Linked DNA regions of Homo sapiens: all the other regions are linked to region 1. The links are chromatin loops, found by intact Hi-C in ENCODE. Cell type or tissue: B cell. All regions are shown on one strand. Region 1 holds the start of TRI-AAT8-1 (tRNA-Ile (anticodon AAT) 8-1). Region 2 holds the start of TRS-AGA2-1 (tRNA-Ser (anticodon AGA) 2-1). Region 3 holds the start of TRS-AGA4-1 (tRNA-Ser (anticodon AGA) 4-1). Region 4 holds the start of TRI-AAT5-3 (tRNA-Ile (anticodon AAT) 5-3).

The links. Hi-C counts contacts between places; a loop is a spot of excess contacts. Peaks named below come from ENCODE experiments on the same cell type or tissue, not always from the same donor. Only the 100,000 strongest peaks of a DNase experiment are listed, where the experiment ranks them.
Region 2: a loop joins it to region 1, with 13 times the contacts of the local background. A loop is called at or near these places in 3 of 110 quality-filtered maps.
Region 3: a loop joins it to region 1, with 4 times the contacts of the local background. A loop is called at or near these places in 11 of 110 quality-filtered maps.
Region 4: a loop joins it to region 1, with 4 times the contacts of the local background. A loop is called at or near these places in 4 of 110 quality-filtered maps.

The regions. Positions count from the first base shown.
Region 1 is chr6:27,666,919-27,671,918 of GRCh38, reverse strand. TRI-AAT8-1 (tRNA-Ile (anticodon AAT) 8-1) reads right to left here and starts at 3,336; the gene lies at 3,263-3,336. TRR-ACG2-4 (tRNA-Arg (anticodon ACG) 2-4) reads left to right here and starts at 1,282; the gene lies at 1,282-1,354. LOC124901292 (a long non-coding RNA gene) reads left to right here and starts at 3,346. Exons shown (of 2, transcript XR_007059535.1): 1 at 3,346-3,571; 2 at 3,791-4,947. RefSeq lists silencers at 1,972-2,021, 1,855-2,149, 3,182-3,371, 3,118-3,400 and a cis regulatory region at 2,960-3,478. In B cell, no CTCF peak of the experiment used is centred here; DNase peaks (open chromatin) are centred at 2,168, 2,828, 3,228, 3,938 and 4 weaker places; H3K27me3 peaks cover 4,871 bases.
Region 2 is chr6:26,327,348-26,332,347 of GRCh38, reverse strand. TRS-AGA2-1 (tRNA-Ser (anticodon AGA) 2-1) reads right to left here and starts at 4,759; the gene lies at 4,678-4,759. TRR-ACG1-1 (tRNA-Arg (anticodon ACG) 1-1) reads right to left here and starts at 4,208; the gene lies at 4,136-4,208. It overlaps TRX-CAT1-4 (tRNA-iMet (anticodon CAT) 1-4), which reads left to right and starts at 1,976; the gene lies at 1,976-2,047. It overlaps TRW-CCA3-2 (tRNA-Trp (anticodon CCA) 3-2), which reads left to right and starts at 833; the gene lies at 833-904. It also overlaps LOC101928743 and LOC124901288. RefSeq lists a silencer at 295-476. In B cell, no CTCF peak of the experiment used is centred here; DNase peaks (open chromatin) are centred at 577, 1,997, 4,197, 4,767 and 5 weaker places; H3K27me3 peaks cover 3,274 bases.
Region 3 is chr6:27,550,509-27,555,508 of GRCh38, reverse strand. It overlaps TRS-AGA4-1 (tRNA-Ser (anticodon AGA) 4-1), which reads left to right and starts at 2,015; the gene lies at 2,015-2,096. In B cell, no CTCF peak of the experiment used is centred here; DNase peaks (open chromatin) are centred at 2,044 and 2,128; H3K27me3 peaks cover 3,032 bases.
Region 4 is chr6:27,236,194-27,241,193 of GRCh38, reverse strand. It overlaps TRI-AAT5-3 (tRNA-Ile (anticodon AAT) 5-3), which reads left to right and starts at 3,550; the gene lies at 3,550-3,623. RefSeq lists enhancers at 2,484-2,773, 2,437-2,937, 3,774-3,853. In B cell, no CTCF peak of the experiment used is centred here; DNase peaks (open chromatin) are centred at 2,423, 2,773 and 3,593; H3K27me3 peaks cover 3,522 bases.

The DNA of each region.
Region 1 (5,000 bases):
AGATTACTAGTATGACAGCTTTCTTAAAGCATTCTCAGGCAGCAATCTTTACTTTGTATTTGTCCTGATCTCACAGCTGGTGGGAGCCAAAAAAATTAGGATGATAACAATCCGTCATATGCATTAGTTGCTCTTCAAAGCGTTTTGTATAAACGAGGAAACAGAGGCACAAAGAGGATATATTTTGGCTTCTGACCACCTTCTTAAACCCATACGAAACTTCGTCTCCTTATAAGCACTTCTTCATTTTCCACTATTTTGCTTACTTTGAACAGCTATGCAAGTAAAGTTCCTTTTTCTAAGTTTCTATGTCAAATGTGATTCTGAAAAATGTGTACTTTCCCGAATTCTTGACTCCTCGTTAAATTTGAGTGTCTTCATCTGCTACTTTGAGTTGTAATACCATTTTACAATAAACTTCTCCCTAGTGAGTGGGTACTTGTTTTTTCCTTTTGGACGAGAAGAGGGAAAAACTATGATTAATACTTCCAGAAATGTATTACAAAGCACTTTACTTTTGGCAATATCTAAATTTAAAATAATACATATTGCTCATTACTGATCCACATACATCATTAGTGCCCAATGTAAGTATATTAAAAATGAAATTCAGGCCAGACACGGTGGCTCACGCCTGTAATCCCAGCACTTCGGGAGGCCGAGGCGGGCGAGTCACCTGAAGTAGGAAGTTCGAGATCAGCCTGACCAACACGGAGAAACCCCGTCTTTACTAAAAATACAAAATTAGCCGTGCATGGAGGCACATGCCTGTAATCCCAGCTACTTGGGAGGCTGAGGCATGAGAATCACTTGAACCCAGGAGGCGGTGGTTGCAGTGAGCCGAGATCGCGCCGCTGCACTCCAGCCTGGGCAACAAGAGCGAAACTCCGACTCAAAAAAAAAAAAAAAAAAAAAAAAAATCAAATTCAGGTAAAAGCAGCTGATTGGCCTGAAAAATAAGTAACAAAAAGCTAAAAAGTAGGCACACACATGAAAGAGAAGATAGAAACACCAATATTGCTTTGAAGGAAAGACATTCATCTTAGCTCATATATAATGTTTCAAAGATGAAAAATGGTCATTATTTTCAATAAAGACACTTTATGTGAATGTCTATTATGCCAACAAACCACAAAAGAAAACATGCTTTCCTTGAATCAGTGTGGTTTGGGGTTTTAATCCCTACCTAAATAAAGAAACAATCTTTTTTTTTTCTGGCCCCAATAGTATAATACAATATAATTATGAAAAGAGTAACAGTTAAGACAGCGTTACAGGCAGGGGCCAGTGGCGCAATGGATAACGCGTCTGACTACGGATCAGAAGATTCTAGGTTCGACTCCTGGCTGGCTCGCTTGTGCTCTCACTTTTTCCTTCTTCAAAGCCGTATTAACAATCCTGTGAATGTCCTTTTCCAGAGTGGTGCTGTTACTTGAACGTGAAAGAGACAAGCGTCGAAAGAGCCAACTTACAGGATTTTGTTTCTACCTTTCATCTCATTCTCAACTGGAGAAAGGAGAAAGGAGAAAAAGACCATTAGAAAGCTTAAAAATCAAAGAAGCTTTAAAAAAATGTTTTTTCACGTATATCTTCTTCATCGGTATTTTTTTCCATTGGGAGAAGTCCACATTCCTGGCGTCTCTGAGGCACAGCTCTTTCCCTGGGCATGACTGTTGTCAAAAAGAAAGGGGACATCTGAAGAAACGTTGAATCATAAAGGCAGGGCTGTGGGGATGCAGGATGCAAGCTGCTCCTTGCATCAGCTGGGCCCCCTACACAGAGCTCAACCCTGAAGTCGGTGGACCCACCTCAGCCTCAACATCGCCCCAATCCACCACTCCCGCCACGGGCCTCTTCTCTGCCTCCCAGGTTCCCACCACTTTTCCTCCGCCCTGAGATCCTAGAGAAATAGAAGACAGGAGAATCGGCAGGGACAGAGATAGACAGACAGACAGACAGACAGATAGACAGATATCCCAGAAGAAGATGAGTGTGGAAGGTGGCAGCTTTGGGGCGGTGTCTGAACAGAAGGACCTCCTTTCTCAGCGACCAGGAAGATGGTGGAGGAGAGAGAGGCTGGGAGGCAACCACAGTCAAGCGGGGGAAAATTCCTCAAACTAAACCAAAAGAGCATCTTAATATGTGGCTCGGTTTCCGAACGTGTAGCTTGGATCTTCGCTCTGCATCTCAGGTGAGTTTACTTTAGTCACTTACCAGTATGCGCTGTCAGGGGCACTGCGGGTAAACGAATGAAACCACAAACCTGGTAGTCCAAATGTGTTGGGCTGTGGCCAAGTTGAACGGAGAACTGGCGATTCTTAAAACACCGCATTCACTTATATACTCTTTAAGCTAAAGGGGAGAAATTTTCCGTGAAAGCCAGTGGCAGCCTCACGTGGTGTGGGCATTTATTTGCCTTGGAAACTGCCTGGGATCAGAAAAAAAGAATGAAGCACAGCCATTGCGAGGAACAAAACCTCGTATCTTGCTGCTATTAGTATCACACTCTCACCAAGTCACTGGCCACGCTGAGCCTGCTTTCCTTTCCCTATCGAAACTCGTTTAAAGCGTCAAAATAATATTGTCTCCCTTTCAATATTGAGAATGAAAAAAATAGAAAAAAGTATATATTGCTTCCTAACGTTTCACTAAAAACTAAACAGGCAAATGTCATATCTCTTCTTAATTCCCCATTCCCTAAAACACACCCACCTAGCTGCCGCACTACTCCAACCCAATTTTCTTCAGTACATTCTTCCTAATGCTTGCATCTTTTTTGTTGTTCTTTGTTTGTTTTGAGACGGAGTTTCGCTCTTGTTGCCCAGGCCCAGGCTGGGGTACTATGGCACGGCCTCAGCTCACCGCAACCTCCGCCTCCCGGGCTCAAGTGATTCTCCTGCCTCAGCCTCCCTAGTAGCTGGGATTACAGGCATGAGCCCAGCTTATTTTGTATTTTTAATAGAGACGGGGTTTCACCATATTGGTCAGGCTGGTCTCCAATTCCCGACCTCAAATGATCACCCCGCCTCGGCCCCCCAAAGTGCTGGGATTACAGATTCGAGCCACCGTGCCCGGCCTGTTCTTTTCATTTTTCACAATAAAGGGAAACGAACGTAAATAGCCTTCTCGCTTGACGAATAAGAGGGCGTCTTAATTTCGGATTCAGAGCACCTGGGATTCGATTCGGAGCACCTGTGATTCGACAGGCTTAAATTAAAAGGCCTCCCTTCAGGTAAGTGAAGGGCCCCACTATGGCATCCAGTGGCCCGTACGGGGATCGAACCCGCGACCTTGGCGTTATTAGCACCACGCTCTAGCCGACTGAGCTAACCGGCCACACGAATGCGCTGCTGTTTTAAAGGAAACCATATATAAATTCGTTGATATTTTTGTTTTTCTAAATAAAACAGAACTTTTTTCTTTCTTACTCCTTTCAAGAGACCTTTGAGACTATATTTACAGACTTTAGCAAGGAAGTCCAAACTATTTTAACTCTGAGCCAGACTAGAAAATTCACGGAGAAATTTTTGACAGAGGATGTGGAAAAAGCGCTGTAATAGGATTTTCAATGGTGAGTGAAGGGAACCTCCTCTTTTTATTTTATTTTTGTTGTTGTTAGACAACAAATTTTTTTTTTTGAACGGCACTGCTCCTTGCGGAGTATGGCTAATTCAAAGGCAGTACGCCCAGAGTCGGCAGCCTTCTCTTTTTAGAGTCATGTCAGTGTACTGGATCGCAAGTTGCAAACTTCCCTTTAGTGACTTGTAACTTAAGGACTTATTATTTTCAGGTTGGTTCAAGACAACGCCGCCGAAAGGAAGGCGAATGGGGTTGAGGGAAAGAGCCGCGCCTTCTCAGTGTCTCTGAAGTCACAAACATAAGCACTGATGTAATCGGCGAAGATATTCAGGGGTGGAAACTGAGGTAGCCCAGCAGTACCGGAATTACATAGTAAATCTGGTATGTTTTTTGAGGGTGGTAGAAAAGGGCTACAGAGGTTTGCAGAAGGGCAAGGTTGTGGTGGCACCCCGCTAGGTATTAAGTCTCATTTAACAGCACTTGCTGTGTGTCACTCAAATTCTAACTTGGGAACCGAAGGATTTCAGCCCGAGTTGGAGAGGCCAGAATAAGTGAGATACGCTCTTTCATCCTTGGTCAGGCTACTGGTTTCATCACCTGGAGACAAGTTGAAAGAAACCTCCTGCAGCGTCAGGAACTATCTCTCTACATGTGCCTGGGGTTTCCTTCGTGTTTTTGGAACTTTCAAGATCACTGACGCCTAATAAACTTTTAACGAATATATTAGCAGTTAAATGAATCAGCAAGTAACGATTTTGTTGATTCTAAAACTGACGCTGGCGCGAGGAAGTGTTGGAATTCCAGTGTTACTCTTAATGTATTCAACGGTTAAAGACCGAAGTACCACCAGGAGCTTCGATGTTTTTCATTCTTCTAGTCCTCAAGAGGTTTTATCCTAGGTGTCAAGAACTGAGGCTTCTACTTGCTCAAAAATCACCTGAAAGTAAACTCTCTGATACAGTTCCTGCAGTAACACATCCTCTTCACCGGTCGCAAGGAATTACATTCTGGCTTTTGAGGATCCCTCTTGCACATTCTGACTGGTGTTTATATACCTCCGAAGTTCACATGTAAAGCCATACCAAGGGAATGAACTTGTCATATATGACATCAACACCGGAAGGATTACCCTTTTTTCTCCTTCAGATAAATGGGAGCTAATCTTCTAACATTCCTGTACTCTGTCCTGAGGCTTGTTGGTAGGCAGAGCTCTTCATGCTGTCCTGACTCTAACAGCACCAGCCTGGGTACTTGCTCTTTCTTTTGTAACGAAAACCAAATACTATTGAAGAAAATCTGCACCTGGGACTAGAGAAATCACATTTTTTGCTAGTAACACCTAAGATTAAAATCTGTTCTTCTACCCCACCCCCACCTTCAATTGTGTTTCCCGGATCCAAAAACCGTATTATTCTTTACTT
Region 2 (5,000 bases), 1.3 Mb after region 1:
TATAGCAGTGGACCACTTTTTGGAATATCTTTTCCTAAGAGTTCAAAGCGGCCCCTGCACTATTTGCGGAGATCGTCTGTATGTAAATTCGGGGTCCCCAGACAAACCCCGCTGACTTTAGAAAACTCCGATCTCTGGTTACCCAAGGCAGGTTCTTTAACCAGCCAAACAAAGCACAGTGCCAGAATAACCCACTTACTCCTGATGACAGGATTTCTTGTTCTTTTTAGGGTCAGTTTCAGGTCCAGCGATCTGATTTTGAAGAATTATCGGGGTGTGAAATCAACTCTCTCATCAGCTGAGAACGGAGGCTACAGGGAGGCGCCGTTATCTCTCAGAAAAGATGCAGCACAAACAACCTGCCAGCCCCCGCGTGAATTCGTTAACGGAAACACTGGTTGTGACCTGCAGTGAACTTTGGAAACGAATTTAAAACTCACCTTGATCAGAGTTCCTTAATGAGGAGTTGGGAGAGGAAGGATCCTCATTATTCCCTCTTCGCTACCTCCTCTCTACAACCCCATTCCAAAGCGACTGACCTTCAACAGAATGTATTTCTATAAAGATAAAAACAACGAAACTCCCAAGACGTCTATATTTGGAATATACAGGGAAAACTAGGTAAGAAACGGAATGAAATATAAACAAGAACAGGTGAAAATGAAGCAATTCAGAGGCAGAGAAAATCAGTGATTGGGCGGACAGCAATTTTACCGAGAGGGAAGCAGCTAGGCACTATTTTGTATCTGTTAATAGCTGCCTGGTCTTCACCAGTACCGAAATTATTTTCATGAATCAGATTGACAGGTAAATAAAACGTAGGTGTCCCGGAGACCTCGTGGCGCAACGGTAGCGCGTCTGACTCCAGATCAGAAGGTTGCGTGTTCAAATCACGTCGGGGTCAACAGTTTTTAGCTCGCTGGCTCAGATAACTGTATGGCGGGGAGTACATTACATATTACAGGGGGAAAAAAGTTGCTTTTCCTGCTTCTCTTAGGCACTTGTATACTCAGTTACTTTAGCCTCCTCAAAACTACCCCCTTCTCTTTTTTTAGTAGGAAGATATATACAGGAATATGTTATGGTATTTTGGGGCTTATTTCCGGGTTTATAGAGACGTTTTCACTCTTTTATTGCAAACATTCTGAATTATACTCTTCAGCAACTCATCCCTATTGTTAAACCCTCCTGGACTTCTCTCCATACTCACTCCCACGCCCGCGGCCTTATCTTTTCATCCATGTCTGTCTCTCCAACCTTCAGAAGCTTAGCAGATCTTCGCAGAGACGTAGTCTGGTTTGAGTGGATGACCTAAGCTTACCTGCTTCATATTTGGATCAGCTGTTCCAGGCTAAAGCGATTCCATTGAACTTCCCTGGATCTCTGCGATTTCCTCAACCCTCCCTGCAAATCACGGAAGAAGTCACTTGATTTCCAGAGGCAGAAAACCTGAATGCAGTTACTTTCTCAAATTCATACAGGGAATGAACCATTACATCAGAGAAGGCTAGCTATTCCGTGAACCCCCTTATAGTATTATCTGAAAATGTGCATGAATGTGCCGTTTTTTTCCCCACATGTGGCTCAAGACCCCCTACAGATTATGAATTAGCAAATTACAACATGGAAAAAAGGAAAAGTACGTTTATTTCTTCAGAAGTGTTTAAATTTTTATAACTTACAATGACTTTAAAACATGACATTTGAAATATTAGCAGATTTTCTCTTATGTATTTACTGTACACATTCACACAATACACAGTGACAAACATTACATCGGAGAAGTGTACCTAAAATAACCTTTTTCCTATTTCTTATTAACTCTTTTCTTAGTAGTAGTCTAAGCCTATGGCCATATTACGAACAGATTACTGCTCTGGAAAAAAAAAAAAGAGAGAAGACATAATTTTGAGATTTGGAAACTTGACACGCTAGAAAAAAGGTGACTATTAACTCTGGGACCTGTGACTCGCGTAGCAGAGTGGCGCAGCGGAAGCGTGCTGGGCCCATAACCCAGAGGTCGATGGATCGAAACCATCCTCTGCTAGGGAGCGTTTTGTGGATTTGTTTTTCCCCCTTCCAAAAATAGATCTACCTCATAGGAGGAGGAAATTGGTATAATTGTCATGGACACCGTAAGGGAACTTATTTTGATTTGCACCTCTCTCAGAGATCTATATCTCTGGTTGCAATACATTACTATCCTAATTAGATTAAAAATAACAAAAGCAGTAGTTTTAGCTTTGATTGTTTGAACAGTTAATAGATACCATGCACTATTCCAAGTTCTGAATCATTTATTCCTCGCAATTCTACGAAGTAAATACTTGCTATTACTCTTACTTTACAAATGAGACAAATTGGGGTTTGTCTGCAAGTTGGGGTTTGCAGAGGTTAACTAACTTGCCCAAAGTCATGCAGCTAGTAAATGGTAGAGCAAAGATAAAACTCTAAACCGCCGTTCTGCATAATTACAAACACTAATATTTACAGCAAACTTCAAAAGTTATTTCAGCTATTCCTTCCGAGTTTTATTAGTAGGACATGAACTCACCTAGTATTATTAAATCCCTAGTAAAATGAGAGGTACCATATGTGACATATAGTAACATGTCCAGATTTGAGCAGGCTGTAGGTGACACTTTTTTTCCTGTTCTTATTTTTCTGTTTACTCAAACTAATACAGATGCATAAGGAGACATGTTTAAAGTAGGATGAAATCTACAGACTGTGCAAAGCTTTTGAACTTTTGGAGAAATGTTTAGACAACTGACGAAATGCTTGGGGTTGAATTAATGAAAAGTGTCTAGAAGCTTAAGCAGTAAAACAACAAGAAAAGACAGTTATGTACTAATGCCGGGGAAAAATAAAAATTGCAAGGAAAGGAAAACTTAACAATGTATTTCTTTGCCCACTTGTTGAATTATGTTTATAAAGTTGTCATATTTTAAGCTACAAATATTAAAGTATCATGTATTGTGCTATAACCATATGAGAAGACTTAGAAAGGGAGCATGTGTGTGTCGGGGGTCCTGGGGTGTGAAGAAGAAAGTGAACCAGTTACTCCTCTTATATAAAGTCAACAGAAGGTCCATACAAACATATTATTTAGAGATATGTAGGTAAATAATTTTAAAATAAGCTATTTAAATGTTTAAAAAGTAGGCTTAACCACTCAGCCACGACTATAGGTGCCAAAAGTTTTCTTAAACGTCGTACATGTTATTATATGTCACATATTGTACCTCTCGCTTTACCAGGAATTTAATAGCTGAGTTCACGTCCTGCCAACAAAACTTAGAAGGAATCAACAAACTTCAAGTTCAGGCGCATATGTGGTAAGCTGAGAATGTTCTTTGGGTGTTTTCTATAATGCAAATCAGGAATATGTTTCAATAACTTTAAAAATTGCTAGAGGACAGGGAGCAGAGAAGAGACTTGATTTTTGTTTCAAGTGATTCTTGAAATTATGAGTATGCGAAAAGGATAGAAAAGAAACCAAAATTGTTTGCTATCTAGAAATTTTCTGTTTGTGAATTCTCAATCGTAACTCTCACAGAATGACACAAGGTTTTCCCAAACGGACGTGGTGGCTCACGCCTGTAATCTAGCACTTTGGGAGGGCGAGGCGGGCTGATCACTTGAGATCAGGAGTTCCAGACCAGCCTGGCCAACATGGCGAAACCTCCTCTCTATTAAAAATACAAAAATAATTAGCTGGGTGTCGTGGCACATGCCTGTAATCCCAGCTACTCTGGAGGCTGAGGCTAGGAGAATCGCTTGAACTCAGGAAGCAGAGGTTGCGGTGAGCTGAGATCGCGCCACTGCTCTGCAGCCTGGGCGACACAGTGATACATCTCAAAAAAAGAAAAAAAAATTCCCCTGTATTAAGTTTTATCAAGCAATGTGAAAATTGGTCAGTTCTGAAACTTATCAATTTAGTGATGTGATTTAAAAAAAAAAAACTCTTATGTATGTAAAACAATAGTGAACTGAAGCTGGAGTCTATATTATAAAAATTTTTGTCATCTTGTGTAATTCTTTTAAAAATTAAAATGATAAAATACATAAAATGTATATGAGTGCCCAGGGAAGGGGCATTTATGTAAACCTCAAAGTTTCCACTAAAGTCGAACGAGCCAGCCAGGAGTCGAACCTGGAATCTTCTGATCCGTAGTCAGACGCGTTATCCATTGCGCCACTGGCCCTCTGACGAACGAAGACAGGCGTTATACCTATAGAAAAAAACGTTTTGGGATTACCGCGTCCTCCTATACATGAATATATGAAATTTTATTTCTTTCTGATCATAAGGATTTTGAACCCAAAACCCTCCAATTAAAACAAAATATAGTTTTATTTGTTCCTTTGACTTGTTTTACTCATGAAGTATGATTCCTTCGTGGGTAATGAGAAATCCATCCTTGTGCACAATGATTCCTTCCTGAACAATGAAATATCCATTATGATGTAACTTGTAAAAGATCAGAGATAAGGTTTACTTTGGGCAATGAGAAATCCATTTTGAGGACCTCTGAGACATAAATTGAAATTGTCCTGCCCTGAATCCCCAAGAAATCCATTTTGATGTTAACTTGTAAAAGATCGAAAGCCTTTTTACACGTGAAATATCGATCGGTCGGATGAAACCTGCTTGAAGATGCAAAAACCCACTGCCGTAGTCGGCAGGATTCGAACCTGCGCGGGGAGACCCCAATGGATTTCTAGTCCATCGCCTTAACCACTCGGCCACGACTACAGATACCAAAAACCTTATTAAATGTCTTACATGTTTCCATACATCACATATTGTACTCCTTTTATTAGGGATTTAATAATAGCTGAATTCGTATCTTAAGAATAAAACTTGGAAGCAATCAACAAACTTCAAATTCAGGCACATACATGATACGCTAAGAATGTTCTTTGGGTCTTTTTTATAATGCAAATCAGGAATATGTTTCAACAACTTTTACAATTCTCATATTTTTGCCTAGTAA
Region 3 (5,000 bases), 120 kb after region 1:
AAAAAGAAAGAAAAGAAAAAGAGAGAGAAAGAAAGAGAGACATTTATTTCACATATTGACACAAGAAAGATGAACCCTCGAAATGTAGATCCAAGGACTTTGATGTCGTTGAATGTTTTCCTTAAGTAGTCCTTGGTTTGATCAACTGTCTTGTTCAGTAACTTTCACAATCATATGCTTTTTGAATTTGTTAGTTACTGAAATAATTCCTCTAATGAGCATGTTACCTCTAATGAGCATTTAGAGGTTTGTAGAATTCATGAAGCCTTCTTTGTCCTTCTCACCTGAGAATATTTAATAGAACTTTAAACATTATTTTGCATATATATTTTGATTAAAAATTCTTATAAACTTTTTATTCATAACAAAAGATTGCGACTTTCAAATAATTTTTCAGAAACCCTCATGACAGAGGCCTGCTCCAAAAATAGTCCTAAAGGGACAGGCAGAAAATAAATAAATATTTATTTATGTATTTATTTTTGAGAAGGAATTTTACTCTAGTTGCCCAGGCTGAAGTGGCTGGAGTGCAATGGCTCAGTCTCGGCTCACTGCAATCTCCGCCTCCCGAGTTCAAGTAATCCTCCTGTCTCAGCCTCCGGAGTAGCTGGGATTACAGGCATATGCCACCACGCCCAGCTAATTTTTGTATTTTTAGTAGAGACAGGGTTTCATCATATTGGTCAGGCTGGTCTGGAACTCCTAACCTCAGGTGATCTATCCGCCTCGGCCTCCCAAAGTGCTGGGATTACAGGTGTGAGCCACCGCGCCCAGCTGAAAATAAAGATTTAAAATACATTATACAATCTTTTAAAGCAAATGACTGCACGTTTTCCAAAGATGGCCAATAAAAAACACATTAGTAATGCTCTTGTTCGATATAAACATCTATATATAGAAAGTAAGTGTGATGCATTCTTACTTTCCATGACCACATTTATTCTGTTTATCAGTCATGACATAATTAACTTTCTCTAGGTACAGATAAAAGGAAATTATTTGATTTTGAAAAAGATTCAGTTTTCTGGAAAAAAACTTTCTCCGTGATATATGAATTAAATAGAATGCTATGTAAAAGGCACTTTGTTACTTCCGGTTAAATATAATATATTAAAACCAAACAATTAGCTTTCTCAAGATGCATCAAATTCATTTTGTCGATTAACATTTTTCTGACCATAAAGTGGGATCTGTACATCTATGCATCTTGGGATCTGGCATCCACATTTAGAGTTCTTTGTTTTTTGGTTTTTTGTTTTTGTTTTTTTCATTTCATTTCATTTCTATAGAGCATCTGGACATTCTGCTAAAGGAACTGGCGAGTTACAAACGTAAAAAGGAGAACTGGACATGTGCTTTATTGGTTAAATTGGTTTGATCAACCATTGCATTGTTCAGAAAATTAAACCAAGTGTTCAATTTTTTAGAAAGTAACTAGGGTCTGTTAGGATCTAGGATTTTCCAGGAAAAGAACTCACGGGCCGGCTTTACTTGCAAATTTCTTCTTAACCCGTCTGGAAAGTGAGAGCGCGTTGTCATTTGCAAAACAATTTCCCAAACACAATGAGATAAATATTTTAGGTTTACATTTAGGGGCTTAGGGACACCAAGTGAGAAGATCCAGAGGTTTTCTGTATCGTTTTTCTCTCCCTCAGCTTAGCTGAGGGAGCATTTCCTTTTCTGAAATCCATTAAGCAACAGTGTCATTCAGTGAGGAGAGGTTGGTCTCCTGGAAGTTCTAGCAGAAGGTCCCATCGTCTAGCAAAAGGTCCCAGGTTTAAAACTAGGATTAAGGCCGGGCTCCACCTCCGTGGTGAGTAAATTTGTTTTCAGTTTCGAGGACTCCAGCAACCAGCACAGAGCCAAACTTGCCCCCAGGGGAGCTGGTTTCTGAATTGACCCGGTTTGTTCAAAATAAAGATGCTCCTGTGGTGGATACACTTATCTTAGTGCTTCCGAAGTTCTGTCATGTCTGTAGTTGTGCTGTCATGTCTGTAGTCATGCTGTCATGTCTGTAGTCGTGGCCGAGTGGTTAAGGTGATGGACTAGAAACCCATTGGGGTCTCCCCGCGCAGGTTCGAATCCTGCCGACTACGTTTGAAATTTTACCCTAAAATGGGGTCAGGTTAATATAATACGGAAAATACAGGAGAACTTGTATCATCTTTCACCCCTCTGGTTAATGTAAAGCGGAACGAACAGGAGCACTTATATCATCGTTAGCCCCTCTCTAATTCTGCCCTGGCGGTGTATGTGTTTGCTGTCAAAATGTCGCTGAGCTGCCCGAAGTAAATAAGCTAGTAACCACAGTAATCCTCCTTCACTGGCAACGTGCAGTGCTCCAGGGTCTCACCGGGTTTTCTCTCCTCCAAACCCTGCTCAAAATAAACTCTTTCAAGAGCTCGGTGAAAGTGTTTCTCACAGAAACCATGGAGAAGGTACAGTCTATGCCACAAATGGGAGCTATCTGTATTTTTAAAAAGTATTAAGTAAAATTGACTTTTAAAAAGCACTTACATGTATATACACATACCCATTACCATATCAGGATACACACCAGTTCTATCAGTCCATAAGCCTCCCTAGCACTGTTCCTTTATAGTCTCATCCTAATCCCACACATAGCAGCTGACAATCATAAATACTCTTTCCATTTGTATATTTTGGCCTTTTGGAAAATGTAGAAATGGAATCATACAGTATGTAACTTTTTGAGATCAGCTTCTTTTGCTTAGCATAATGCCTTAAGATTTACCCAAGTTGGCTGGGAGCGGTGGCTCACGCCTGTAATCCCAGCACCTTGGGAGGCCGAGGAGGACGGATCACGAGGTCAGGAGATCGAGACCATCCTGGCTAACACGATGAAACCCTGTCTCTACTAAAAATACAAAAAATTAGCCGGGCGTGGTGGCGGGCGCCTGTAGTCCCAGCTACTCGGAAGGCTGAGCCAGGAAAATGGCGCGAACCCGGGAGGCGGAGCTTGCAGTGAGCCTAAATCGCGCTGCTGCACTCCAACCTGGGCTACAGAGCAAGACACCGTCTCAAAAAAAAGAAATAAATGAAGATTTTCCCAAGTTGTTACAAATATCAAAATTTCATTCCTTTTTGCTCTTGAATAGAATTCCATTGCACGGATGTACCACAGTTTATCCACTCATTGAAGGACATTTGTGTTGTGTGACATTTGTTTCCAGTTTGGGGCAATTGTGAAAAAAAAAGTTGCATTTCATAATGGCTAATGATGTCAAACATTTTTTGTGTGCTTATTTGCCATCCTTATACTCTGTTTGGTAAAGTGTTTATGCCTTTACCCAATTTTTATTGGGTTGTTTTCTTATTGCTGAGTTTTAAGGATTCTTTATATATTCTAGATAAAATTTCTCTATCAGATACATGACTTACAAATATTTTCTGCCAGTCTTTATTTTTTTCAATGTCTTAACAGTTTCTTTTGCAGAGCAAATGTGTTAAAAGTTGATTAAGTCCAATGTATTTTTTTTTCTTTTTTGGAAAGTGCCATATCTAAGAACTCATCACCCAACTCAAGGTCATGTGGATATTCTGTTATGTTTTCTTTTAACAGTTTTATAGTTTTATGTTTACATTTGCATATATGATCAATTTTTTAGTTAATTTTTGTATAAATTGTTAGATTTATGTTAGGATATCTTTTCTTTCTTCCTTCCACTTTTCCTTCACTTCTTTCTTCCACGCCTTCCTTACTTTTTTTCCTTCCTTTCTTTCTCTCCTTTTCTCTCCTTTCTTTCTTTCCTTTGCATATGGATAGCCCATTGTCCCAATATTATTTGTTGAACAATTTTAATTTCTTCATTTATTTTATTTGCACCTTTGTCAAAAATCAATTCGCCATATTTGTGTAAATTTATTTCTGGAATCTCTGTTCTGATCAATTGATCTACATGTTTATATTTCTGCCAATACTTTACTATCTTGATTACTGAAGTTGGTATTAAATCTGAAAATCAGGTAATGTGATTATTCACTGCATTTTTTCAAAATTGATTTAGCTATTCTAATTCTTTCATCTATCCATATAAAGTTTAGAATCAGCTTTTCTCTATCTCCAAAAAATTCTACTGGAATTTTGATAGCAATTGCATTACATCTATACTCAATTTGGGGAGAACATATAGGATAATTCTGGTGTTCTTTTTCCATCCTTACACTCTTTTGTTTACTCTTTTATTATCAGAGTCTTCAAATAGTTATTTCATGCATTCTGCCCATAACTTATAGTTGTGTTTGATAGGAGAAAAAATGTAAAACACACTTCATCTCACCTGGAAATAGTAACTTGGGGTACTATCTTTTTATGATAATGAAACAAGATCTCCTAGAAATAAAGAATAAAGTAGCAGGGGAAAAGAAAAACATTTAATGAAAAATTTGGAAGTTACAGTTTAGAACTACTTCAAAAACAGTAGGAAAACATCAAAGATGGAAAATAGTAGTGGAAAGAAAATTGAACAACCCATTCCAGAGATTCAATATCATCTCATTACTGGGAGTTCCAGCAAGACAAAGGAAAAATGGAGGATAATTTTACCAAGAAATATAAGAAAAATTCTCAGAACTGAAGGACTTGAAGATCTAGACGGGAAGGATTGCCCTTTATGACTAACGCTTTTAGCATCAAGTCTAGAAAATATTTCCTTGGGTCAAAGTCATAAAGATATTCCCCGATGTTGTATTCTACAAGCTTTGTTTGCTTACTTTTATATTCAGATCTACAGTCAATCTGGAAATGGCTTAGAGGATAATGTGAAAGAGGTAAATTTAATTTTTTTCCTTGTAGATAATTATCTGATCACTTTTTTTTTCTTTTAGATATTCACCATTTATTCAAAGACTGGATTCTACGTCGTGGTATTGTCTATCTTTGGGCAATGTCATGTTTTTAAAAATTATGTTACCTTTCTATCTTTCTGTTTGGTAAAGTAAGTCTGCTAACTTTGCTTTCCTTTTTCAAGATGAGTTAG
Region 4 (5,000 bases), 430 kb after region 1:
CATGTTTCAATTCTGATTTCCAAAGGCAATAACGGGGTGACTTTCATATGCCTTGGCTACTTATTAACCAAGTGCCATGCTGAAATTACTTAAACACTCAATAATACCTGTCCTTAAGGAGTATGGGTACCACAAAGTAGTGGGACATGATAGATGGTGAGTATCTTTTCAGAGAATGAGGTCCAGTGGTCTACTGCAGCAGTTATCAAATTAGGGTAATTTTACCCTTGGGAACACAAGAGGACCTAATTTTAAAAAGTGCAAGATCCGGCCGGGCACGGTGGCTCACGCCTGTAATCCCAGCACTTTGGGAGGCCGAGGCGGGAGGATCACAAGGCCAGGAGTTCGAGATCAGCCTGACGAACATGGTGAAACCTCATCTCTACAAAAAATACAAAAAAAAATTTAACCAGGCGTGGTAGGGCACGCCTGTAATCCCAGCTACTCAGGAGGTTGAGGCAGGAGAATTGCTTGAACCCGAGAGGCGGAAGATGCAGTGAGCCGAGATGGCACCACTGCGCTATCATCAACCACCATATAGATTTTTTTCTAAAATTGATCTGTCTGAGAACACTCCTGATATCAAGGTGTGCATTTTCTCAATGGCCTTTCTTATATTCAAAAACAAAACAAACAACAACAAAAACAAACAAACAAAAAAAACCCCGTGTTTCTCTCACTCTTCTCAGTATGACCAAGGTTCTTTAGCTCAAAGTGCAAAACACTCTGGGCTTCAACACAGGGACGATTGGAAAGACCTGGGTGGGAAGAGTCTTTCCCGGGTAATTGAATTGTTCTAATTGCTAATTAACTATCCTTTAGCAAGTCAGGAAGTTTCCAATTATTTGGTTTAAACAAATTAAGGGAGAATCTAGTCAAGTTCTCAACTAGCATAGAGTGTAAAATGTAATTATTTATTGTGGGTTACTATGTGATTTTTGGCAAATAACTTACTGTTAAATAATTCTGAGACATTTGTGTAACAAAATCTGATCTATTTTCATTTATTTGTATACTAAAATGCATTTTCTCAGTAGTTATAAATTGGGCATAAAACTAATATTGAAATGACTTATCATGGCAATGTGTACATTTATTTATCAACAATTACACGAACTAATTATAAAAGCCCAATTGTGTAATTTCGATAAATATCCAATTACTTTCACCTTTATACTCACTGATTAGTTTCCAAATTCATAATATTTTTATTGTTATGCTTGATTGTATATAAGTAATAATTTTAATGATAATTCAATGCAGAGGAACTCATAAAAATGAAAGCCGGCCAGGCGCAGTGGCTCACGCCTGTAATCCCAGCACTTTGGGAGGCTGAGGCGGGTGGATCACGAGGTCAGGAGTTCGAGACCAACCTGACCAACATGGTGAAACCCTGTCTCTATTAAAAATACAAAAATTAGTCGGGCATGGTGGCGCGCACCTTTAATCCCAACTACTCAGGAGGCTGAGGCAGGAGAATCGCTTGAACCCGGGAGGCAGAGGTTGCAGTGGGCTGAGATCGCGTCATTGGACTCCAGCCTGGACGACAGAGCGAGACTCTGTCTAAAAAAAAAAAAAAAAAAAAGCCTGCGCCATCCCCCAAATTGATTGTAATGTACATATATATTTTTGTTGTTGTTGCAGGTAAGTAGGCTATGGAAAACTTAAAATAATTTTAAGCATAAAACTATTACATTATTCAAAATTTATGATCTTCAACGTATTCAAGAATGATGCAACACTTTAATTTTTAAAAATGTCAATAATTATAATACAAAGAAAAACATCTGCTTAATCTTAAGATACATATTAATTTGTCAAAAATGTGTATGGGGGGACATAGTTTTAAAAAATTGGGGAGGACGGTGGGTAACAATATTTTGAAGCCTAAGGGCCCAACTTGGCTAACGACTAAGCTCTGTTAAATCTTCAGTTTTTATCTTGTGTCTATTGGAAACAGCCTCCAAATCCAAAGAGGGCCACTCAGACCAGATATTACAACACGGCCTCCCTCGAATTCTTGGGTTTTCCTAGATATTCAGCAGGGTCATGGAGGCTAGCGTTATCGTCTTTGTCCTCAAAATAGAAATCCGAGAAACCTCCAAGTGGCCCGAAAATTTAGAGCACTCGCTCGTGGATACCATTGTCACTCCAGAAATGGTCTGAATTCCTCTTTCCTCTCGAAATTTATTTGCTGGGCACCAAACTAGAGCCGGACACCAAACTAGAGCTGAGCCAGACTTAATTCCTGGGAAATCGTCCAGGAAAAAGAGCTGCCTGTTCGGGATCGTTGCTAGGGCTCTAGGACGCAGACTTGTCTATTTCAACACATGCATACCTGAACCAGCTCAACCCTGTTTGCATCGCCAGTGTGTTCCCTGTCTGAAAAGAACTGGGTGCTGACCTTGTTGAACTTGAGCACCCTTAGGCTGCCCGAGGCGCAGCGAATGTGTACCAGGAACCGTAGCCGCGCCCGGACAGGAAGAGGCGCCGAAGCCCGGCTGAGTGGAAGTCCTTAGTCTTCCAACAGCCATAGCGGCGGGAACTGGGAGAGAAAAGGTATGCACAAAGTCCTTTGTTGGAGAACGGAGACCTCCGAGCTGTTATTAAAGGACAGCTTTCTCCACCATCTTCCCATTCCACCACCAATGAGGAGGTAAATTGATTTCTGTTGAAAATATTGTTTTTTGGGGGGAAGACGTTGAGACTCCTGATGACATTTGCCTGCCGCCTAGAGGATCCTCGTGCTCCACTTCGAAGAATTGAAGTCTTGATAATCAGCAGAAATGACCTCTGCACACCTTTTCCCCATTCATTGAACTATTGAGCAGCTTACCATGCTGTGCGGGCACCCGAGGTACCAGGAGAATGAAGAGCAAGACAGCACAAAGAGTAACACAAGCAGTTAATTATAATAACGCGTAGTGGAGCAACAGACATACCACCGGGCGTTTTGAGGGGGCCAGAGAGAAGGAGTAACTCTCCAGTCCTTATGAACCCGCGAGGCATAGCTGCCGGAGATTTTCTTCCTTCCATTATGGAGCGGATTCCTCATGCCGCGATCCAAATCCACCAGCCATTCCGCGTGGTGAGTCAATTTCATAAGCAAACCATTTGGATGGAAAACTCAGAACGACCAGCTTCTGCTCCCAGATCGTCCCCCGGGTCTCTGGACCCCTCCCAAGGTCAAAAGGAAGGAAGCCCCTCTCGTGAATGGTTCTCTGTAGTATTTTCTCCGGGCGGAATAGGTGAGTTTGAGAAAATCTCATTTCCCACGGGAGAGGCGAAGTTCCTTTCTGCTGGAGGTAGAGTTTTTGGCCTTGTCCTTGTTTTTGTTTTTGTTTTCCTTCTTCCCTGCGGGAGTGCAGGAAGGGAAAATGCAAAACACCAACAGAAGTTTGAAGAAACAATATTACGTAGTCGCAATTAAAATTATTTTAAAAGACATCCCTTTGAGGAGAGGAAAAGAATTTCCTTTAGTGTTAAAGAAACACAAAAACAACAAACATTTTGCTTTTTTAAAATTGAAAGAACAACTGTTTTCCGGGTGGCCGGTTAGCTCAGTTGGTTAGAGCGTGGTGCTAATAACGCCAAGGTCGCGGGTTCGATCCCCGTACGGGCCACGAGGGTTCTCACCTTCTCTCTCCGATTTTGCCGCAGTCACTTCACATCCAGCTATACATCGGAAATAACAGCTTCTTCAATTTAAAGTCGGAATTAAATGATGCCATTTCTTCTTCAGCAGTCACACCTACCCATTTCAGTCTTGCACTCCTCTAAAGGAGCTTGGGAAAGAAAAAAGAAAATCTTATGGAACAAGTGACATGACGCCCTAAGACAGAAATTTTAGTGAAGAAAATGAGGGTGTTAGAGAGGGGGGTAGCACTGGGGTTGGATGTGTGTCTGATGCCCGCTGTCCATCCGAACTCCATGTTTTTTTGGTCCCTTTCTCAGGATCCAGCCTATGGAGTCTGCTTGTGCCTGTCACGTGCTTCCTCTACCTGATGGTCTGCTCACCCCTGGAGCTATCTTTGGACACTGTTGAAATTGATATTTTTTATTAAGATAATCACAATGGGAAACAATGCATACATATTTTGCTTTCCTTTTTTTCATATTAAATTCTCAGTCTGTTCTCATCAGAATTTTCGTCTTTGAGGACATAATTTTTTTCTTTTTTCTTCCAGATCACCAGGTCTCAGAATGGCTCTGAAGACAGAGTAGGCATTCGGTAAATATTTGTGGAGTGACTGTTGAAGACTCGCCATTAGAGTGTGTTTTCAAACATTGGGATTTTGTTTGCCCAGTCTGACTGATAAACATATATAAAGGAGCAAAAGCCTGCCAAGGTCTACATTTACAGCAAAACAAAGTGGTTGTAAAGATTATATCATTTTATAGAATACACAGAATTACAGATGTGAAAAATAAATGGTAAAAATAATCCCAGCAAGAAACGAAACTTAGACATTTCAGATCTGACAAAGGGTCATTTTCAAAGGATGACGAAACCACCGCTCAATACTTTAAAAAGACAAAATCAAAGCTCATTCGAGGGAGAGCTATATTGTAAAACACAGTCCCTGAAAACAGAACAGATGGCTGATCTTTTTTTCATTAGGTTGATATAATCTATGGGAGCATGGTTACTTGTCAGAGACTGCCATTGTTTGGTCGGCACTCATAGGTATGTTTATTGGAGTGAGTCCATCCCTGATCAGCTCACTTTCCGAAGCCAGGAGCAGACACTGATTGGTTTTCAAAAGTGTGTTCACAGAAGCGATTGTTACTGACAGATTGAACTGATTGAAAACCAGTTCTGGGCCGGACGCGGTGGCTCACGCCTGTAATCCCAGCACTTTGGAAGGCCGAGGTGGGCGGATCACCTGAGGTAGGGAGTTCAAGACCAGCCTGACCAACATGGAGAAACCTCGCCTCTACTAAAAATACAAAATAGCCGGGCGTGGTGGCGCATGCCTGTAATCCCAGCTACTAGGGAG